Linked DNA regions of Homo sapiens: region 2 is linked to region 1. A link is an interaction called in ENCODE POLR2A ChIA-PET data of the cell type or tissue named here. Cell type or tissue: PC-9. All regions are shown on one strand. Each heading gives the region's core, and the rest is flanking DNA. Links, peaks and the distances in the headings are about the cores only. Region 1 has its middle 3.4 kb from the start of TMPRSS7. Region 2 overlaps PHLDB2 (pleckstrin homology like domain family B member 2).

The links. Peaks named below come from ENCODE experiments on the same cell type or tissue, not always from the same donor. Only the 100,000 strongest peaks of a DNase experiment are listed, where the experiment ranks them.
Region 2: POLR2A ChIA-PET joins it to region 1 with 8 read pairs; 4 of 35 experiments call an interaction of 5 or more read pairs at or near these places.

The regions. Positions count from the first base shown.
Region 1 is chr3:112,028,635-112,034,025 of GRCh38, reverse strand. It overlaps the pseudogene RFKP2 and the pseudogene LOC124906250. Among named protein-coding and RNA genes, the nearest start is that of TMPRSS7, 3.4 kb to the left of the region's middle. In PC-9, for the core only: no CTCF peak of the experiment used is centred there; no DNase peak of the experiment used is centred there.
Region 2 is chr3:111,930,537-111,935,927 of GRCh38, reverse strand. PHLDB2 (pleckstrin homology like domain family B member 2) reads right to left here. Exons shown (of 18, transcript NM_001134438.2): 6 at 3,531-3,659. Among named protein-coding and RNA genes, the nearest start is that of ABHD10, 46 kb to the left of the region's middle. In PC-9, for the core only: no CTCF peak of the experiment used is centred there; no DNase peak of the experiment used is centred there; H3K27ac peaks cover 2,009 bases.

The DNA of each region.
Region 1 (5,391 bases), core at 230-5,229:
CCAGACACAAACTTCAGCATCATTCACGGGCTGTGCATATGGCAAGTGAGAAACTGCCTGCTGAAAGTGGGGAAAGATTAGTTGAGTTGCTTCATACCTGAAATTTGATCTAACTTGGGGAAGATGAGACAGAATAACAAAAAAAAAAAAAAAAAAAAAAAAAGAATTAAGTCATGTACAAATTCGCCTCTTGGGTTTTGTTATTTATTATTCACATTGATGAAATTATTAATAATGGTTTAGACTTTATAATATTACTTTTAATGGCTCATCTTTCCAGTATTATTTCTCTACCTATTTCTAGAACTAACTCATATTTCACCAATATAAGTAAAATTTGTATACTTATCGGTGGCCATTGACAAAGACTCTCTTCTTGACCAAAGTGTTGTCAGGTTACTCTGAGCTCTCTTTTCAACTAGACCTTGTCCTTGGGCCTTGTCTTTGGCCCATCTGGTCAGTTTAGCAGGAATCCCCCCGCCTTGATATCTGATCACCCTTGATTTTGCTTTCTTTTTCTTTTCTTTCTTTCTTTCTTTCTTTTTTTTTTTTTTTTTTTTTTTGATTCAAGAGTGGCCTTGAAATACCCTTGATATCTGATCAAGTTCTTTATCCCCTACCCTTGATATGTAAGTCCTTGGCTGCCTGTAACAAGAATCCTGATTGGTCAGTTTAGCAAGGATGCCCCTTGGTGTTTCCCCTTAGTAATTTTCCAACCATGGACCCCCTCACTCTCTTCATTGACTACTAATCCCCAGCTTTCTTTGCTGTATTTGGAACTGAGTTCAGCTCTATATCGAATTCACTTTCTCCCGTTGCAACAGTGCTGAAGAAAATCTGTCTTTACAGCCTTTAACTAGTGTCCCCCCATCCTTTTTTCCCTTTCACACCACCAAGTGTGAAAAGTGGCAGCAAAATATCAGGAGGCTGTGTTAAATGTACCAAATTTAAAAGCAATCATAAAACCAACCAAAGGCTGCTTTTTCACTATCATCATGCCAGCAATTCTAAATAATGTCAGTGACAAAATACTCCTCTCTAAAAAAAAAAAAAAAAAAAAAATTGCCATGAGTTCTAAACAATCACTGCCACTACAACTGTTTGAATAATACTTATTTAAGTGTATAATGAGCAATTCCTATTATTCATTTTTTAGTAAGTGATGAATGTCATGCAGAAATTAATTTGGAAATCTCCCAACTGTAAAGTTGGTCTCAAACATGTTGTGGGTAACAACTATCTGGGGCCAGTGGTGCAGGTGGTAAAGGAATTTCCCAAGACAGTTGTAGGTAAAGAAAGGTAGATTTATTAGAGAAAGTAAGAAAATACATTGCAAGAGAGCAACAGGCAGATCAGCAAGAGAGGAGCTGGCTGCGAGGAGACAAAGGCTGGCTCGGGATTTTACAGGATGGTGCTTGTGCTCAAGAGGGCCACGTGGAGTGCTGATAATGCCAAGGTCACAATGAGCTAACTTGCATTTTTCTATCAGTCAAGGGTCTGGTGATTAGTCGGGTGCAGGAAGATTGTGAGTTATTTGAGTTACTTGTGCAGGAGGGCTACATGTCTTGGACCATGAAGAAAGGCAGACTTACAGCTCATTTGCTTTCTTCTTTTTGCTTTCCCCTGCTTCCACCAGCCCGACTCCTTTTCCCTAATTAGGACTCCACAGAATACAAGATGACTGTGACACATGTTCATTTCAAGAGTAAGCTTCTAATGGTCTGGAATCATTTGCACATACTTAGGGCAGAGTCCTTGCCTCCAGCAATCCCTGTGGGATTACATATTGCTGCATTTAAAGGGAAGGTTCAAAACAAGCAATAATAGCACAATGATTGTAAAGACCAAGAAACAGAATTTCAGTTATTTCATTTGTCCTTCTATGTGACCAATGAGTTAATTTATATTTAAAATTTAATACAGTTACAGGGTATGAATTGCAAGGTGTAATATTTTTATATGTAATATTCTGTATGCAGTATGTATTTTGTTAATTTTATTTTTGCTAGCATAATTATATATACAAAGTTGACTAAAATTTTTCACTTTTTTTCTCATCAATATTATTATTAGTTTTATTTCATGATTCCTCCTGAAAACAATTTTACTGTATAGGAGAAGAGATTGTTGAGAAATGATCCACTCCAAGGAGAAGCAGCCCCTGAGTAGCTGGGCAGCTTCTGTAGGGTCAACAGTGTGAAGGACCTACCACAGGGTGTCGTTGGCACCGCCTGGTAACTGGTGATTCCATCGGCCAGCAGAGCTCATACCCACATTCCCAGATTAGTCCACGGGGTCCAGGTACTACCTCGACTGTGGCTCTTCCAGATGCATGGAGGCTGCACCACCGCCCATGCCCTGAGTGCATGGTATCAGAGGCACAGGCCATACTTCTGCTGGAGCCAAGTGGTGCAGAGCCTGGGCCACTGCTCCAAGTAGCTGGGCCTCCCCACAGCTAACTATCCAGAATAAGTGGTAGATAACCTTCCAACTGGTGTATCCACATCATTTATCATGGTTGGGCCAGTTTGGAAGTGGAAATGTCCATAAGATGGTGGTGAACATAGGGTGGAATCCATACTGCAAAAATACCCAAAAAATCCACAAAAACTCCTACCATGCATGCCTTTAAAGAGGACTTCTGGCTGGGCACAGTGGCTCATACCTGTCATCCCAGCACTTTGAAAGGCCAAGGGAGGAGGATCACTTGAAGCCAGGAGTTTGAGACCAGCATGGGCAACCTAGCAAGATCCTGTTCGTACAAAAAAAAAAAAAAGCCAGGTGTGGTGGTTCGCCATTAGTCCTAGCTACTCTTTGGGAGGCTGAGGTAGTAGGATCTCATGGGCACAGGAGTTTGAGGCTGCAGTGAACTAGGACTTCTGTGGGAAAATCCTCAATGTGACTATCGTTGACTACCTCATAAAGGAAATTACTAATCAGAAAAAAACTTCTCGGATTCTTTAGAGTCACTTGTTTCAGCAATTCACGGTGATATTGAGGAAGCTAAGAAATGATGTGATTTACCAGAACATTTGAAACTCAAAGAAGACAATTTCTTCCAGGTTCCTAAAAGCAAAATGATGAATGGCCACTGATGAAAAAAATCATCTTATTTATTCATTCACTCTTTTCTAGTGAAAACATAACTGCTCATAACTCTGCAGTCTCATCTTGGTTGTATTTTAAAAACCAAACATTTCCCTACAGCTATTAATTAGTTTAAACAGTGCACTGCAGTTACCATTTTATGTTTCAACTGTTAAACCCATCAGGACGTAGTACAAAAGAGATTCATTTAAAAATCAATATTATTTTTATGTAATATGTTGATTCAAATGCATCACTAGAAAGGTATTGGTCTTATGGAAATAAAATGTATGTAAGTATGGGTAAAAAGGCAAATCACTAGTTTGATGTGAGAAGTATAATTCTCATGGTAAAATACCAGCATATATATACTCATATAGATTTACTGCTAAACAGAGGGGCCTTATAAAAGTAAATGCACTAAACAGAAGGTTGATAGTTTATTATAATCCTAAAAGGAAAAAATCTAGATTTTGTACTTTTTTGATATTTTGTACATTAATATATTATCATAAACATGAGGACATTTGGGAAATATTATTTTAGTCATTTCCTTTATGAGGTCACAGCATTGTATCATCTTCATTTTTGTATGGCACTGCCTCAATTTGTGGACTAGACACCCTCTGCCTATCATGGTTTTTGTGTTTATATTTTAAGACAGCAGAATAAGTGTTTTTTGAATCTGTAGGTCTCATTTTTGTGTTGGATAACCCTTTCTATCTTTTAACATTTTGTGTTGGATAACCCTTTTTATCTTTTATCTTTTTAACAGTAGATATCTCTGTCCTGCCACAATTTTTTTTTACTTTGGTTCTTTCTTCCTTTAAATGATTGTCAATGTCAGTTTATTCCATTTAGAATATCCTACAACTGTATACTTAAAAGAGATTGCATCTGTCCATACCATTCCATTCTTTCACTATAGAACAGTAAGTAAGCATATGTATGTATTGCATTTTATAGAAAAAACAAAACAGCAAACTTCATCTTTAGTTTTCCTTAAGATTTAAATGAACATTTAGCCGTTCATTTATATGTACCAGTTTTTTAAAGGGCACAAAACTATTGAGCCAGTTAAACTATAAAATAATTAGGAAGTTATTTATTTTTAATGCAAGTATATGTTCTGGAGCAAATCTAAATTGCTGTAGTTGCATATGCACAATGTAATTTGATGCTTGTCTAAAGAGTGCTTGTAGCTTCAGGGAAATGCCCAAAATTTTACTTAAATAATTTTCATAATATGGATTTTTCCTCCTACTAACTGTATGATTTTTGGCCATTTGAGTCTTTTTCTTTATACCAGAAGAAAGTTGAAATCTTTGGATACTTAGGAAATTAAGATTACAGGTTGTGTTGGGCTCCTCAAACAGCATCTTGCATCATTGTTCACTCTAGCAACAGATCTGGTGGTAAATGGGGGTCGGGGTTGGAGTAGAACTATGCAAAAGCTATTTTTAAAGATAACTCATTATGCATCAGTTTCCCCTAATCTGCATAGGTGAATTAGAACTGATTTTAATTAAAATATTTTAAATTATTTAGAAAAGCATATAAAGTTGTTGGAGAAGAGAAAATCATATATAAACTCAGTTGGATTGTGTTTTACTTTTTGCTGTACGTATTTATGGCAAACAATATAGTTTGTGGCTTCTTTATAGAAATATTTAGAAAACATAATTGTAAATGTTAGAAATCCTATACTTGAAAGAAGCCTCATTTATCATGGATTTTTGAAGCAAAGTTAAAAACAAACATGGAAATTGTAAAAATATTTGTGCTTGTTTTGTCTGAATAGATTGCTGCTAATTATGTTCTCCTTAGGTGTGTGAAAGTTATTTGATGTTTTATTGTCATCTTGCATTTTGTTAAATAGCCCTCACTTTTGAAAATCAAAGGGTATCCTTGTTTAAGAATTGTGTCAGCATTTTTCAAAATTTTATATTATTTATGTATTATAATAAATTACTGTAGTACCATTTTGATTAGTCTGAATGTCTTCAGGCCTTGAAATAAATCTTGACCAAGTGATACAACACAAAATATAGAAAGAAATGATCTACTGTAAGTGAGCAGTTATATGATAAAGCAACTACAGCAAAATGTTAATGGTAGAATCTAGGTGTGGGTATATGCATTTACACTATAAAATTATTTCAACTGCTTGTTTGAAATTTTTCTTAATAAAATGTTGAGGGGAAAATGATCATCTCTGAGAGTCAAATACACTAGATAAGTCACTGGTTTTGAGTGATGATGGCAAAGAAAGCTGGGATGTAAGATAAGCAAGCTTGCAACAAG
Region 2 (5,391 bases), core at 193-5,192, 98 kb after region 1:
TCAACCTGATTGGATTGAAGGATGCAAAGTATTGATCCTGGGTGTGTCTGGGAGGATCTTGCCAAAGATTAACATTTGAGTCGGTGGGCTGGGAAAGGCAGACCCACCCTTAATCTGGGTGAGCACCATCTAATCAGCTGCCAGAGTGGCTAGAATATAAAGCAGGCAGAAACAAAACAAAACAAGAAACAACGTGAAAAGACTAGACTGGCCTAGCCTCCCAACCTGCATCTTTCTCCTGTGCTAGATGCTTCCTGCCCTTGAACACTGGACTCCAAGTACTTCAGTTTTGAGACTTGGACTGGCTCTCCTTGCTCCTCAGCTTCCAGACAGCCTGTTGTGGGACCTTGTGATTTTGGGAGTTAATACTTAATGAACTCCCCTTCTATCTATCTATCTATCTATCTATCTATCTATCTATCTATCTTATATACACATATATCATATTAGTTCTGTCCCTCTAGAGAACCCTGACTAATACACTCCTTATTTCATATATGAGGATATTGCAGCCCATAGAAGTTGAATGACTTGTCCAAGACTAATGGATAAACTAATTTTATAGCCAGTGACAGTAAAAAGGTCTTTTAATTGTAGATCACTGAATAAAATTTTTTTAAAACATCAAGATACTCCCCGACTCTACTAAAAATATGAAAAATGAGCCAGGCATGGTGGCAGGTGCCTGTAGTCCCAGCTGCTCAGGAGGCTGAAGCAGGAGAATGGCGTGAACCTGGGAGGTGGAGCTTGCAGTGAGCCGAGATCGCACTACTACCCTCCAGCCTGGGTGACAGAGCAAGACTCTGTCTCAAAAAAAAAAAAAAAAAAAAAAAATCAAGATACCAAAATCAACCATTCATTTGAGTAAATATCAAAAGCACAAGAAGACAGTTACCTGGCTGGGACAGTTTTCTTGTGCTTTTGATTATTTACTCAAATAAAAGTTTGATTTTGGTCTTGATTAAAAAAATTTATCCAGTGATATCTACAATTAGTAGACCTTTTTTCTATCACTGGCTCTAAAATCATTTTATCCATTAGTCTTGGACAACCCATTCCAACTCTATGGGCCTAAATATCCTCATATATGAAATGAGAAGGTAGGATGAGATTATTTCTATTATCTTTTTCCACATGAGATGAGTTAAATGACTCATTTTCATTTAACATCAGTTTTCTTTTCTACACTATTAGTAACCCAGGGATTGCTGTGCCCATATCAACTACCAGATTGGTAAGGCCATGTTAACAACATACCAACCACAGGCCACAAAACCAATATCAGATGAAAATAATATTCAGACTCTAACATCATGTTTAAAGGTAGGAAGACCAGCCACAAGTCATTATGCTGCATGCACAAAATCATTCTACAATTTCAGCTGAAGTATTCAATATGCAGTTTAATAAAATAACTTTCTTCTTATTCTTTTATTTTTTACTTTGTGTGACTTACCACCTAATGAAGCTATTTATAATAAAACAAACTTTATTAAATCTAGTTTAAATGCCCAAGGGAAAGCTTTGTAGTGAAGTCATATTTTGAAGTGTTTGAAGTCTAAAGGGAGATAAGCTGTGATAACACAGAAAGGTCCTAAAGTGAACTTTAGGACTTACTTCTCATGAAGTAAGTGAACTTTTTACTGATTAAGCCAAGGCATTGGTGAAGAGTTATACTGGTCGTCATCCTTGAAAAACAGAATTAGTAGACCTCTTAATATAAGGTGAACTGCAGCCATCACAAGCCAGTTATCTCTCCTAAGGAAAGAGGTTTTATAAGAATTTTACACTCTGGAGAGGAAAGGGAAGAAGTCTCTGCCTTCAATTAATGGAAAAGACTGTCTGCATCATTTCCTTTCCTCTTTTGTAGTCAGAATCTTTGGAACATATAACTGATATTATGAGTTATCCTACAGAATCTAGATTAAGCTAAACAGTATTTATGTTAATCATAATCCAAGTTGTGAATAGAGTCTATAAATTTTTATGTAAAGCAATGTTTATAAAGAACACAATAAATGGATAACCAGAGGAAGGGAAGGACAAAATATACAACTATGCTGCTGACTGTAAATAAGGAATTCCAATGACTGTGTAAAATCTTTAGTGATAAGGAGAGTTAAAATGTAAGCAAATGTAAAAAAAATCAGTTTTCCCATCTCTTTTGTTAACTAGCATAAACACAAGCAAATTACAAACTGAAATTACTTTACAAATACTAGTTTTCTTCCAATCATTTTTATCATAAAATTTTCAGAGAATTGTGACTGAGAGGCAGGAAGTTTTATCTTCTTACAACAAATTCAGCTGCATACAATAAAAAGAGTAAAGGGAAGACATATGGTTAAAACTTTCTTTGCTCCAACATTGTAAGAAATAAATACTAAAACTATTATGCTGCAGTTTAAACAGCTGCATTGGATTCTCATTATTAAGATGCTCTCAACTTCTGCAATACATTGAAAAGCTTTAACTGTTATTTTTTCACCTAGTGACGTTCTCAGAGGTAGCAAATATTTTTGTATTAAAGGTCATCTTAAGAACGTTTAAGGATGTGCTATCTCAATAAATTTTTCAACCTCCCCATTCCCAAGAAGGTACAAACATAATAACATGGATGAAACTAGCTTGTTATACTCAGGTAGAATCATAAATTGTTAATCACTCAAGACAAATTACTATTACGTGACTCTTTCAGATATCCAAGACTGTTAACGACTGCTTCCCCAGAAGGAAGCAGTTTACTGGGGCTGCTGTTCAAAGGAAATGACCCAGTTGCCAAGAGGCTATGAAATATTAAGTGGCTGTGCCAGTGTTTGTGAAACTATCCACCTAGGAAGTCTTGCTTTCAGAAGATAACCAGTGTGGTTGTGTTAAACGCTGCCAACCTTAAGGATCAAAGAATAACTTGATAAAGCTTAACTAGAAAGTCTATGCTGCATTAAGTTCTTAGAAATTATGAAGCTCACATGAGATGTTGAGGGCATTTGTAATGCCCTGCATCTTGGGTCTTGGTGTTTAATTGTTGGGATTGGGCTAATTAGTTCAATGTCACTAACCAGCAGAAAGAAAAGGAAACACAAAAGAATAGCTGCTGGTGGGGAGCAAATCAGAAAATAGGATAATCTGGGGACAAGAGTCTAAAATCAAGCTAAAGAACAAAACATTCAAGGGTAAATAGGATTCATGATGCAGCAGAGAATGCAGGGGAAGAGATCAGTTAATACAAATGCTATAATGTTGATGTTGGTTACAAATCAGAAATAGCTTCTTTTGTCACAAAAAAAAATGACTCCAGAAATGGTTTTGCATTAGAAATTATGTGAAGGATTCTAACAAGGAATTTTAAAAACTGATTAGCATGGAATAATATATACTGTTAGCATGCATATTTCCATTTAAACGTATCTAATGACTAGAACTTATGCAAACTTATGCTATATGAAGTCGTAAGTCACAGGTAAGTGGCACTTAAGTGAAAAACAAAAACGAAAAGCAAAATAACTGGTGCATTCCTGTTTGCTACTGACCCTCTTCAGTTGTTGTTGTAACTGTTCCCTCATGGACTCAGGACAATTGTCCAGCTGGGTCTTCTGCTCGGAGTAAAGCTCCTGAAGCCTCTCTAGTTTTTCCCTTTCAGCATCAAGCTTTACCTTCTCCTGAAGTTCAGAAACCAGAAAATAGAATAGAAATTACCTTCACACCCCCAAGCAGGTGCTAGTGAACATTTCTCAAGGATAACATAAACAAACATACACAAACTCTGGACAATCTATGAATGTAGAAACGTATCTTGTTAGTGGCTAGGATAAAGGGATATAAGTGGAAGTTAAGACAAAGGGACTGGGTTTCTGCATTCTCAAAGCACAGTCCACTTCATGGCAGTGACTCCCACTTTCCTTCCCTCCCTTCTTCCTGCCACCATGTTACAAAAGCAGGGGAAGCAATGGTCATGTTGAGTGTTGGTCATTGGCCAACAATCAAAGAAATGCCAACCAAATTCATAAGCAAGCCTTGCTAAGAGTCACCTGTCAGAGAAACAGACAAAGGAAAGGGGGCATTTACCTCAAGGACTGTCATAGCCTAACTCGCTCAAGGCCTTTGTATGGCAAGTTTTGGAATTAACTGGTTTTGTTCTCAGGTTAGAGGAATTCTAGGTGTATTAATTGACATCCCCGTCATCTGAAACAGTTCTAGCTATCTGGAAAACTTCAGAACTTACAGAGTTAGAAAATCTTAATCCAGAGAGATTATTCAAGGACTGAGAGAGAGCTAGTAAAAATGCAAGACAGACAAAGCAGTGAAGGGAAGGCATAGGCAGCTCAGACACACCAAAAATGTGACGGGGACTGCGGAAATACAGACTTTCCCACAACGACTGACATAAAAATAAACTGAAACACGGACTGTGAAAAAAAGAAAAGAGTCAGAGAAGAAAGGAGAAGGAAGAGAATACTAAATCCCTTCCAAGTCACACGTGCCAATGAGACCCTGGACATTCTCTAGGATTTAATAGGCAAATACTCTAATACAGTGATTACACGGCTTTACAATGCTACCTCTTAAATTAAGAAACAAAACTTCAGTTTTTTGGTGCCAGTCTTCCCAACTTGTGTTCTTTTTATGATGCTCTGAACAATTGAAACAAATTTTAGATGTGTCTTCTTGTGTAACACCATCAGCCTAAACAAAAGCACTTTATGAAGCACTTTGACAATTTGACCTTCGGTAAGTGAAATGACCACCACCTTCCCTTCCTTATATTCCTTTTATATAAACTGGCAGGAACAAAACTAGCTTCTAAGCACATCACAGAAGGACTCTTTTTAAGGATTTTCCTCTGAAATAGTCCTATGACATTATCCTTACTACATTTTATCAAAATGGCCATGATTTCCTACATAAACACATAGATTCCGTATAAAAGATGTTATGGTTCAAATCTAAAACTACATGATATCAATACCAGTTCACTTGAGTCTCCATTTTTCACTTAAATTTAGAAATGTATATTTGGCTTTAGAAATGTAATTTTCTTAAAATAATTAAATTCAGAAATCATAAACCTGAGACCCCTACTTCACATACCAATCTAACATGGTTCTGTAACAACTTAAAAGTTTAACAGACAACAACGAAAATTTCTTCGATCTTCAATGGTAAGTTTGCTCACTGTACACACCAATTGTGCAAGAGTTGGAGAAAGCAATGGCATTATTAACAGAACAAAGGATGCCCACGTGTGCTAATCCATAGTTAAACTGAATATACTAGCACCGTTAGATTTAGTCTTTAGTTTCAGAATTTTTTTTTTCCTTAATAAAACCAGCCATACAGAATATCTGTTGTCCTCTGGCTAAGAAAAGGTGTTCTCTCCTATGTGTGTGCATC